Linked DNA regions of Mus musculus: all the other regions are linked to region 1. Evidence: chromatin contacts called from ENCODE POLR2A ChIA-PET data. All regions are on one chromosome and are shown on one strand. Each heading gives the region's core, a stretch centred on a gene start or an enhancer-like site at or near the end of the contact. The rest is flanking DNA. Distances are from core to core; before and after follow the strand shown.

Evidence for each region. ChIA-PET counts read pairs that join two places held with the same protein, here RNA polymerase II (POLR2A).
Region 2: POLR2A ChIA-PET joins it to region 1 with 10 read pairs in embryonic stem cell. The contact joins the promoter of BC024978 here to the promoter of Shkbp1 in region 1. POLR2A ChIA-PET finds 5 or more read pairs at or near these places in 3 of 5 experiments (Patski and embryonic stem cell).
Region 3: POLR2A ChIA-PET joins it to region 1 with 13 read pairs in Patski. The contact joins the enhancer-like site here to the promoter of Shkbp1 in region 1. POLR2A ChIA-PET finds 5 or more read pairs at or near these places in 4 of 5 experiments (Patski and embryonic stem cell).

The regions. Positions count from the first base shown.
Region 1 is chr7:27,354,396-27,358,074 of GRCm38, forward strand. It overlaps Shkbp1 (Sh3kbp1 binding protein 1), which reads right to left and starts at 1,613. Exons shown (of 18, transcript NM_138676.2): 1 at 1,476-1,613; 2 at 1,178-1,231; 3 at 1,006-1,051; 4 at 819-892; 5 at 331-389; 6 at 1-57. The coding sequence starts at 1,561. It overlaps Sptbn4 (spectrin beta, non-erythrocytic 4), which reads right to left. Exons shown (of 36, transcript NM_032610.2): 36 at 1,988-3,055. The coding sequence ends at 2,897.
Region 2 is chr7:27,194,231-27,197,909 of GRCm38, forward strand. It overlaps BC024978 (cDNA sequence BC024978), which reads left to right and starts at 1,551. Exons shown (of 7, transcript NM_001243888.1): 1 at 1,551-1,877; 2 at 2,676-3,136. The coding sequence starts at 2,784. It overlaps Snrpa (small nuclear ribonucleoprotein polypeptide A), which reads right to left and starts at 2,041. Exons shown (of 7, transcript NM_015782.3): 1 at 1,761-2,041; 2 at 1,214-1,326. The coding sequence starts at 1,304.
Region 3 is chr7:27,488,560-27,492,238 of GRCm38, forward strand. It overlaps Sertad1 (SERTA domain containing 1), which reads left to right. Exons shown (of 2, transcript NM_018820.4): 2 at 694-1,755. The coding sequence starts at 697. The coding sequence ends at 1,407. Among named protein-coding and RNA genes, the nearest start is that of Gm38972, 3.4 kb to the left of the region's middle. Within about 2 kb of position 2,097, at least 1 of the 3 ENCODE cell types and tissues checked has a DNase peak (open chromatin) inside an H3K27ac peak, as active enhancers do.

The DNA.
Region 1 (3,679 bases), core at 363-2,862:
AGAGGACATTTCCGCAGGAAGATCGATCCAACTCTTCCCTCACCTGCAGGCGACGAACTGCAAGGGAAGGACTCAAAACTTCATCTTGAGGGAAACTAAAGCAGACCCTTGTCCCCTTCCTCATCTGTCTTTCCACGTAACTATCCCCTCCCCCGCAACCCCGACCCCTTCAGAGCCAGACCCAAATCCGGTGCTCTTAGCTCTAACCCAACAGTCTTTTTGACTGGGAGAGTCAAAGAGGAGAGGCATTCTGCTCAGGAAATAACTGAGGGTGCTGACTGGGGGCGGGGTTGGGGTGGGGGTGGGGCACGGCACGGGACTCTCACTTACCCAGTGGAGTGAGTCCGTAGAATTGGGCTTCATGGAGGAGGCTGGAACCATGGACACCCCTGGGTAATAGGGGAGATTTGGGTGTAAAAATCTAGGGCATAGGCATGAACAGCACATTGCAAGGAGAAAGGTATTGAAACTGCCCAGAGACTACCGAAGCCTGGCTAGTTTCAACCGGCGTAAAATTCTAGGGAGGTTGAGGGTGGGGTACACCTGCCAATCCAAGACATGGGAGATAAAGACTGGCCTGATCTGGATGGAGTTCTAGACAGCCAGGGCTACAGAGCAAGGCCTTATCTCAAGCCAACAAACAAATACATACTTTCTTTAAAATCTAGATAACAAGGATGAAGAATGGTGCAAATGTGTGGGCATATTTTAATGGAAGGAATATAACATGATCAATAATTCTAATAGAATGGAACACATTTACTTTTCGAGGAGAGATTTTATACAGTGGCAGAATTCACCCATTTACCCATACCAACCTGGGATCTAACTCTTTGGTCCGCAGGAAATTAAGGATGGGGGCAAAGACGGTGGGGTCCCGGTCGATGAAGATCTGCATGGTGGGGTGGGGATGGAGGTGGGGGTCATGGAAAAGACCTGGAATAAGTAGGAGCTCCTGTCCCCCATCCCACCCGGAGTCCCGTTTTTTGATCTAGCCCTACTCACAGCTCCGGTCTCATCTTTCAGGGTTGAGATGCGTCCGCTCAAAAGACTACAGGAAGGGGAAACCGAGGAGGAGACATGGGCCGAGTTGCAGAGGTGAGTATTGTAGAAATGGGTCTCCCCACACCCTCTTCTTTCATTCCCTCCTACCCTCGCCCCAGACTCTCCTAATCACCTGGAAAAGAAGGAGTCTGGGATCCAGGTAAGCGTCTGGCGAGAGGTACTGAACCTGGGCGATGGGGTAAGGAGAGGAAAGAGAAGAAGAGGTGAGGACGCTGCCTCCTCCACTGAGATTCATGCATTCTCCTTTGGCATTTCTTTCTTTCTTTCTTTCTTTTTTATTCAAGCGCCAAGCCTCCAGCTTGAGGCGGAGCAATTCTTGATGGACAGGGACTACCACCCCCACCCCCAGAAGAGGCGGGCATCCCGCCTCGGTCCCGTAGGATGGGGCCTCGAGGATCTCCCACACTCACCGCTTGCCCCCTACGTTCAGATGAATCACTTCCCCGGGTGCTCCCCGACTCGGGACCCCCTCCACTGCAGTCGTCGCGACGGCCATAGCCCCACCCCCCCGCAAGCCGGCCGGCTCGCACCCACTTCCGGGTGTGCATAGACCCCGCCTCTTCCTCTTGCTCATTGGCCTAGAGACTCCAGGATCCACCGGCGATTGGACAGAGAGCTCGCTCAACGCAATTACGGTCTCTGACTCTTTAAAGAGGGCCGGTCTTTCCTGGTTTCGACGGGGCGCACTTGGGGATCCTTTGGAGTGATTTAGTAACTCCCCCCCCCCTTTTCTAGGTTCCCTTATTTTGGTATAATACATAACGAATGTAGGCGATTCGTTGAGGAGTACGTGCGCAGATCTTGAAATGAGCCTATACCAAGGCTTAGGTATTTGTAGAGTCTAGGAGACTGCCTTCTCGACCTCGTCCCCACACCGGCCCACCCTCCAATCCTGTCTCGGATACACGAACAAACCAGCGAAGACTGTCAAAGCCAAAGGGTTTATTATAGGTACATACAGTGTGCGCCTGCCACACCGCCCCGCACCCCCTGCCTTGGCAGCGTCTCCAAGCAGCCACGGGGGTTGCCTGTAACCCTGATTCCCTCCGTCCCAGGGAGGTGCTCCAGCCAGAAGCATGCAGGGGGAGGGCTTTCCCACCCCCTCCCCCTCGGGAAGTGGCATTTACAGCTAGAATCGGGGAGGAGAGAGGAAGACAGTTTTGAACTTTGACTCCCCTCCTATTAAAAGCCTTCGCGGATGCGGGGCGGGGGGAAGGAGGGGGGGTCTACGTTTTTGCAAAAATAAACTAAGTCAGGAATTAACCGCATGGCTCTGAGATGGCGGAGTACAGGGGCTAAGGGCCCCTGTCCTCCCTCTTCCCAGACAGATCAAGGCAGCATTGGAAGTGAGGTAAAGGCAGGGAGGGAGTGTGTCCCCTCCCCACCCCCTAGCACCCTGGATGGTCCAGGGGACCTCACCAGCGCCCCCGTTGTCCATCCTTAGGGCGGAGAGGAGGCCAACAAATCACCACCTCCTAGATCCCTCGCCACTCCAGCTTCTTGGGGCAGGATCTGACGATTGGGCAGGGAGCTTGGCTCAACTGGCTCCCTGCCCGGCCCCACCAAGCTCAGTTATTGCATAAAAAGAATGGAGCCCCAGCACCTGGGGTGGGGTTGGCGAGCGGGAAGGGACCGAGATATGGCTATAGGGACAGCAATCCCCTACCACCACCTCTTGGAGTGCAGAAGTCCCTTCTATTTCAGGCCCACAGTGGCACATCCGCAGTCATTCCGGCCCTTGCGGATGAGAAGTTGTCTTTGTGTCCACAGTGCAGAGAGGAGGGGCAAGGAGACTTGTCAGACTCCAAGGTGGGGGAAAGGGTACCTGGAATCACTTCCGGCGCCCGCTGGCCCTACGCTCCCCGCCCTCACGCTTGGGGTTGCCCTCATCTGTGGATGATGTGGTAGGTAGTGTCTGACCCCATCGGGCGATCTCGGCGTGTTCTGCCACGGAGTTAGCCACAGCCTCCAGCCAGCCGTTCATCTCCTCCTGACGGAAGACGCAGGACAAGTCCATATTTGGAAGAGGAACTCAACCACACCGCCCTCCCTAGCTTCACTTTCCTGTTAGCAGGATAATGCTGACAGTAAGGATAAAAGAACAGTTACATGCCCCAGACTCCTCTCTAAGCACTTCTGTGGATGCACCCCCTTAAACAGAACCAATAGGATTATCTATAAAGCAGAGACCACCTCCACAAGCAGAGAGAAACAATGCAAATGAAGTACTGGGGGGGGGGGGGAGCTTGCAGAGACCTGACACCAGGCCTCTTGCTCATTGGTCCAACTTACTTCCTCTTTACAAAAGCCTTGAGATAAGTCATTTTGGAACCGCAAGAGGACCGGGTAAACAAAGGTATGCTGGAGCCTAATGAACAGTGAGTGCTTCCTCCCTCAGGAGGAAGGAGAGTGCTGACTCAGGAAGGCTGTCCTCTGCACCCAAGGCACAGCACATGGGTGACAATACGCATATCCATCAACACACACACACACACACACACAAATAAAATGTACTGGGGCAGGGTGGTGGAGCACCCCTTTAATCCCAGCACTTAGGAGAAAGAGGCAGGAGGCTCTCTCTGAGTCTGAGGCCAGCCTGCCTGGTCTACATAGA
Region 2 (3,679 bases), core at 301-2,800, 160 kb before region 1:
GGTCCTGACCACCCTCATGCATCCATTTATAGATGCACACAAAATAAATACATAAAAATAGTCATTTGTGTTTACTTTTTTAAAAATGTGTGCCGGGATTCAGTCTTTGCAGAAACTTTCTAACTATGGGCCTTACTTCCAGACAAGAACTGAATTATTTGGTAGGGATTTCTATTTAAAAAGAATCTTAAAAAAAAAAAATTTTATGTGTGGATTTTTTTTTTTTTTTTTTTGCCTGCAGAAGCCAGAGGAGGATGTCGTATCCCCTGGAACTGGAGACACACACAGTTACGAACCTCCCTGGAGGCAAGGAATCAAAACCAGATCCTCTGTTAGATCAGGCAGCATTCTTTAACCACAGAGCTCTCTCCAGGCCATGCTGATTTTCTTAGTTGCTGAGATTTGAACCCAGATCCTTACTCCTGCTAGGCAAGACTAACACTAGCTACATTCCTCAAACCTTTTGGACACTGGGTCTTGCTATGTCGCCTCAGCTGGTCTGGAACTCAAGCTCCTCCTGCCTCAGTCTCCTGAGTACTGGGATTACAGCCCTGTACCTCCACACCCTAAAAGAAACCGTTTGTCTTTGGTTTCTTTTTTATCTGCTTTGGCCATGTTGTCCCAAATGGTTTCAAACTTTCACTCTTCCTGAAGAACAGAATTACAGCCTCTGCCAACCAGCCCAGTCTAAGAATCTGCTTAAGCAGAACCCCACATTTCTGTCTCATTTTTCTTGCTATTTGATCCCAGGCAAGTTATGCCACCCAAATTCCAACTACTTAATCTGAGAGGCTTGTGAGAATTAAAGACAGTCAAGACTTAGAACGCGGCACAATCACCCACATCACAAAGCCATCCATTGCCCATCCCTCCTGTGTGTCATCTGCATTGTAGTCAATCACTGAGGCCACCACCCAGAGGTCAGTGGACAGAGACAGTCTCATGAAAGCAGACTGATGGCAAGAACGATCCTGGAAGGCTTCAAAGGAAGAAGGGACCTATGAGCTAAAACCTGGAAGATCACTAACAATGCGCAGATTAAAGGGCAGAGTGTAAAACCTAGGGTGAAACCAAGGAACCAGTAGGTACAAAGGCCAAAGTTAACTCCTAACAGACAGAATGGGGAAGGCTGAAAAAGAAATGTGGATGCTAGAGGTGAAAAGGGGTCAACTCTTGTGATATCACCTTGAGTCAGGCTACCCCAAGAACTCACCATCCTTCTTGATCTTCTCATTGAGATTGTTGATATAAATAGTGTGGTTGGCACGGGTCTCGGGAACTGGCATGGTGGCTATGGTGGCCATGGTGTGAGATGTTCAGGTACGGCTTAAAGAGGAGGAAAAAGCGACTTTAGCCCTAAGTTTCCCAAATTCTTTGTTCCAAAGGGCTGATGCTCAGGGATCGCCCTTCCAAGAGGAAGTCGAGTAAGACCGGAATTGGAAGAGGATGTCACAGCTTAGCAACAAAGCCAGCACAGGCCCCCGCTTCTCCAACCCGCGTGCTAAGGGAGAGCTAGAGAGGTTAACTACGAATCCCAGAATGCTCTACGAGTCCCGGCAGGCGGAGCACACCGAGCGGCGCTTCCCATTAGTCCACGTGCGCGAAAGGCGTCCCGGGAGGAAAAAAGACCCCGGATGTCGGAGCCAGTTAAGAAAGTAGGGGCCGACTTGGAACATCCTAGTCTCTCAAAGAGAGGCCTCCCGAAGTGCTCCACCCGCCTCCCCGGCGCCGAGCAGCGTCTACAACCCGCGGGAACCCACCACCTGAGCCGTCGCTCCCGCCGACAACGCCCGCCGAGCTACGCTGCACAGACACACAACTATCTTCCCCGGCAACGGCTTCTCCCTTCCGCGAGCTAATCACGGCGGGCAAACTCGGTAAGTTCAGAGTCTCTCCCCCGGCCTCAGCGTCTGCCAAAGGAACACTTGGGGTCCCGCCCCCTGGACGCGAGGGAACGGACCAATCAAAGAAGGGCACGAGCTTCTGGCCAATTGGGACATGGTTAGAGCTCTGGTGCATTCTAAGACTGCCTTTCGGAAGCCACACCTCTTCCCCTTCCGCCAGTATCACGTGACCTTCAAGAGCGTTGTGCTGGTTGCGAGTTCTATCACGTGGGATGGGAAAGGACAGGTGGAGGCTGGCCGGGTGACGTCATTTCCTCCTGGGGAGGCGCTTGTGCAGATTCCTAAGTTCCTAAATTGATAGGTTTATACCAACTTAGTTGGCCTTTGATCGCTGAGTTGCTGCGACTCTCATACTTCCCCGCTAAGCCCATGACCCGCCCACCATTAGGCTGTTTTCTCACCCACGTGCCTTTTTTGTAACCTCTTAACCCTAGCTCGTAAAGTCAAGGTTTCAAACTCAGGCCCGCAATGCAAAAAGTAGGCAAGTCACATCCTTTAGACACCTCACAACAGATCTGAACCTCCGAATAACAGAAGTGACCAAAACTAGCTTAGCTACAGCAGATGAGATGACACCTACAAAATGTCCCTTCTAATGTAGCCCCAGCCCCATAGCACAGACCACCCTTCGGGATCCTTCAGCATTTGATTTAGCCCAGTTTCTCTTTCCACTGTTTCAAATACTAGCCCAGGTTCTCCCAGAACAACTGGCCAGACACCATATTCTGCTATCAACTCCAGTTTTAATTTTTTTTTTTTTTTTTTTTACAGATCTCAATGTGCAGGCCTGAATATCTCTCATCCAGTTCCTTTAAAAACTGAAAATCTCCATCCTTGGGAGATTTGGGGAGAGCCTCTTATTCTTCCTGTAGACCCCAAATGACTTCTCCATGCTCTTTCCCCCTAAAACCCACAATCTCTCCAATAATTCATGAGACCCCAGACACCAACATTCCACCTCCTTTACCTCTAAATCCCCCGGACCTAGCTTTACCATCCCCTCCTTGTAGTCTCCATACATCTATTTCATCCCCACTGCCGCCCCCTCCCCCCCCTCCTGCTCCTCCCCCTCCCCCTCCCCCTCCCCCTCTACCCTCTGCTGTGGAGCCTGTTCTCCCTCATGTCTATGGCCTGAAGAACAGCCAGCTCCTGAAGGAGGCCTTAGAGAAGGCTGGCCCAGCCCCCAAAGGCAAAGAGGATGTGAAGAGGCTCCTGAAGCTGCACAAGGACCGGTAGGGTCTCCAGCCCCCAAAACCAGCCCAGATCTCAGACAATCACCTGATTACAAGTCACCACAGCCACCCTGCTCTTTGCGGTCCCACTTCCTTGATCTCAAACAGCCAGATGCCTTAAGTACCCTACTTAGTTAGCTTCCAGCAATAGAGAGAACAGCTTCTGCTCGGGCCTGGCTTTGACACAGAAGCCAGTGGTTCTGTGCCTCCAGACAGTGACTCCAGAGTAGCCAGAGTTGTGATAATGGAGCCCAAGGACAGATCTCAGTGTTGGCTTCTAGAATCGAAGCAGCTACAAATGCTAGTGAGCACGTTATGCAGGCCAGTGCCATGAAAGCAGACAGTACCGAGCAGATCTACAGTAAAGACTTTTTAAAGAACTGGCAAAGTGGAGCTGGAAACACAGGGTCAGCAGCAGCGGACGTGGAGTTGGATGGAGGGATTTGGACTGTCCTGAGGTCTGGTGAGCCAGGGAATGACTTCGCTGAGAGAGGAAAGCTACTTTAGAGAATGAAGGTCATGAATCGAGTCCAAGGTCTCAGG
Region 3 (3,679 bases), core at 847-3,346, 130 kb after region 1:
GTGTGGGGCCCTGTCTCAAAAGAGCAAAACCAAAGAGTGCTTATAAATAAGAACTAGTGATGTGGTTTTAGAGCTTGCTGTTCCTACAAAGGACCTGATTTCAGTTCCCAGTACTCACATCTGATGGCGTACAGTTACTTTAAAATCAGCTCCAGGGATTCCAGCAGCTGGCTTCTTTGGACATCTGCACGCTCATGCGCGCACACACACAAACACAAAAATGTAAAATAAAAGTAAAATTTCAAGTACTAATGACCATGTTGCAAGGGCTTTTTGTTCCTTTAATCTAATCTGTAGTAGCAACTTATAACAGAATGCTGTCTGTATCTCAGAAGCTCACTGAGGACGCTGAGAATATAACTCAGTTGGTAGAATGTTTGCCTTACATGCAGGAGGCCCAGGAAGTTCCATCCCCAGCATCAAATACACCAAGTATGGTGGCACACACCTGTAATCCCAGCGCTGGGAAGGGGAAGAAGGGAAGAGCAGAAGCTGCCTACATAGCACGTTTGGGGGCAGGTCAGCCTGAGTTACACGGGACCCTGTCCCGTTAGAAACAAATAAGAATTTGCTTAGAAAACCTAGACCTGGAGGTTAATCGACTGGTCAGGATCCCACAGACAGCAGTTGTCAGAGCTGGGTGTGAACTGAGTATTGGCTTCCCATAACTGAATGGCTCCTTCCTCCCTGCAGAGGATGCTGAGCAAAGGTCTGAAGCGCAAGCGGGAGGAGGAGGAGACGATGGAAGCCCTCTCCGTGGACTCGTGCTGGTTGGATCCGAGCCACCCGGCAGTGGCGCAGACCCCGCCGACGGTGGCTTCTAGCTCCCTCTTTGACCTCTCAGTGGTCAAGCTCCACCACAGCCTGCGGCAGAGCGAGCCGGACCTCCGGCACCTGGTGCTTGTGGTGAACACACTGAGGCGCATCCAGGCGTCCATGGAACCCGCACCTGTCCTGCCGCCTGAGCCCATCCAGCCCCCAGCCCCTTCTGTGGCAGACAGCCTTCTGGCTAGCTCAGATGCTGGCCTCTCAGCCTCCATGGCCAGCCTCCTGGAAGATCTCAACCACATTGAGGACCTGAACCAGGCCCCCCAACCCCAAGCAGATGAGGGGCCTCCAGGCCGCTCCATCGGGGGGATCTCACCCAACCTGGGTGCCTTGGACTTGCTAGGCCCAGCCACTGGCTGTCTGCTGGACGATGGACTGGAGGGCCTGTTTGAGGACATCGATACCTCCATGTACGACAGTGAACTTTGGTTACCAGCCTCTGAGGGTCTCAAGCCCGGCCCTGAGAATGGCCCAGCCAAGGAGGAGCCTCCAGAGTTGGATGAGGCGGAGTTGGACTACCTCATGGATGTACTAGTAGGCACACAGGCACTGGAAAGGCCACCAGGGCCTGGGCGCTGACCCTTAGGACCCAGGGAGAATTGACTTGGATCTGAGTTGAGCCTGGTGGTGACACCAACCCACTTTGACACGACACAGGTGGCGTCCCCTCACAGAGGAGAGCCAGGGTCACTTTGGAGAGACTGTACTGAGTCCTGGGAACTTCACATCCATCCACCTGTCTTGACCAGTGAAGGAGTTGGAAATGAGCCCCGAGTGGTGAAATGACAGGGCCCAGTGACAGTAATGGTGTTTGGGCCAGGCTGGGGTTGAACTGGGATAATAGTTTGGGCTATCCCATCCCATTATCCCCAGTGTGGGAAGAGACCTCATAATTTTTTGAAATTAAAACCAGCTTTGGGAAATACCAAGTGTGTGTGCTTCTTTGCATCTGTGCCGATCAAGGATAAAATAACATCAAACTTGTAATCCCGTGACACTCCCACGGTTATAGTGGAATAAATTGCACTCCCGGTATGAGATATCTTTGAGCAAAGGGTGGGAGCTTTCAGGAGGTCTCTCAAAATAAAACCACTAAGTTTAGTGGAGAGAAGGCAGGACCTTCAGGGGCAGGCAGCTGGCTTTCCATCTAGAAGCTATCCAGGTCCGGGCAAGCCGGGGCCACCTGCCTGCCTGAGCGGAGCATTGGGCCTGGCCGGAGCCGGGTGTCTGCGGCCGCCCCCGCGGTCCAGCTGCATTCCTGGCCTGGCTGGGAGGGGCCGCACACTCACAGCCCTGGCACGGGACCCAGGCTGCGTCCTTCCTGGCGGCCGTGGGGGCAGGGCAGGGCAGGGCCCCGAGAGCGGAAGGATGGTGGGGAGGGCAGGGAGGGAGGAGCTGGGGCGGGGTTGGGGGGGGGGGGGAATGACTGCCACCCAAAGGGCAGGATGGGTCCAGAATCTGGGGACTGTGACACGAGAGGGCCACTCCTGGGCCTCCCCAGGGGCCGGAAGCTCCAAGACTGCGGACGGGGTGGGGCTGGAGAGGCGGGAGCTGCACGCAGCCCCAGGGGCCTGGAAGGGGTAGGCGGAGCTTGGTTTCCTGGAGGAACAGAGGAAGCTGTGCCCATTTCTGGAAGTGACTGAGGCGGGCCACCGAGAGAAACAGATGGACATGGCTTCAGGCTAGCTGGTGCCAAGTTAAGGACCCTCCAGACTCCTGAACCCAAACCCTCCTGGAGACTCCTGTGCCTAGACCATAGGACATCGACGGCCCCTAGCTGAGGCTGAGACCTAAGGAGCCCGGGCTGAGCTCTGCGGCCCCCCCTTGTGACTGGTTAGGGAACTACGATGTAACCGTGATCAGTCTGGTGTGGGGGCCTCTCTCGCTTTTTATTTTTTTAGAGGAGTCTTCTGTATCCTAGGCTGGCCTCTAGCTCACTCTGTAGTGGAGGCTGGCTTTGAACTCCTGATCCTTCTGCCTTTACTTCCTTACAAGCTGGAATTACAGGCATGTGCAACTGTGGTTTTTGAGACATGCTTTCACTACATACACCAGCAGGCTGGCCTTGAATTTATTATGTAGCCCAGGCTGGCCTTGTTACTGCTTTGTGCCCCACTAGCCCAGGTATTAATTATGCTTTGTTGTTGTTGTTGGGTTGTTTGTTTGGGTGGTTGTTTTTTGTTTGTTTATTTGGTTGGTTGGGTTTTTTTTTTTGGAGGGGTTGGTTGGTGTTTTGTTTTGTTTTGTTTTGTTTTTGGTATTTCTGATTGTCCTGAAACTCTCTAAGGATGACCTTGAATTCATAGTGCTTTACCTGTCTCTGTCTCCAGAATGCTGGCATTAAAGCTGTGTGCCACCACAGGTGGCTGTTTGCTTTTTGAACAGGGTGTCCATAATGGAGTCTAGACAGACCTTGAACTCATGTCAGTCCACCTGCCTCAGCCTCCAGCTGAGATGTACCTTTCACACAGGGTCAGGTACACAGTAGGTGTCCCTAAATACTGAAATAAAGAGGGAGGAGAAGGTGGCTGAAGACAGTTTATGTTGGTGGCTAATGCCTGTGGAGGGGAGCTGCCCTGGGGTGTCATAGCCTGAATAAATACACAAAGGCTGCCTGAAAAGAAGTCACAGCACCAGCCAGGGCTGGCACTTAGCTTGGAATGCAGTGGGCCCTGGAATCTGCTGGCTGAGGAGGCGTGTCCTTCTGGAGTAGGTCCTGAGCATCGGCTGTACCAGAGTCCACACAGCCATCCTGAGCTCAGATGTCTGGAGAAAGGGATGGGACCTTAGATACAAGCGTATCATAAAGGCCCCAGGATGACGGTACTGACACGGGCGGTGCCTTTTGTAC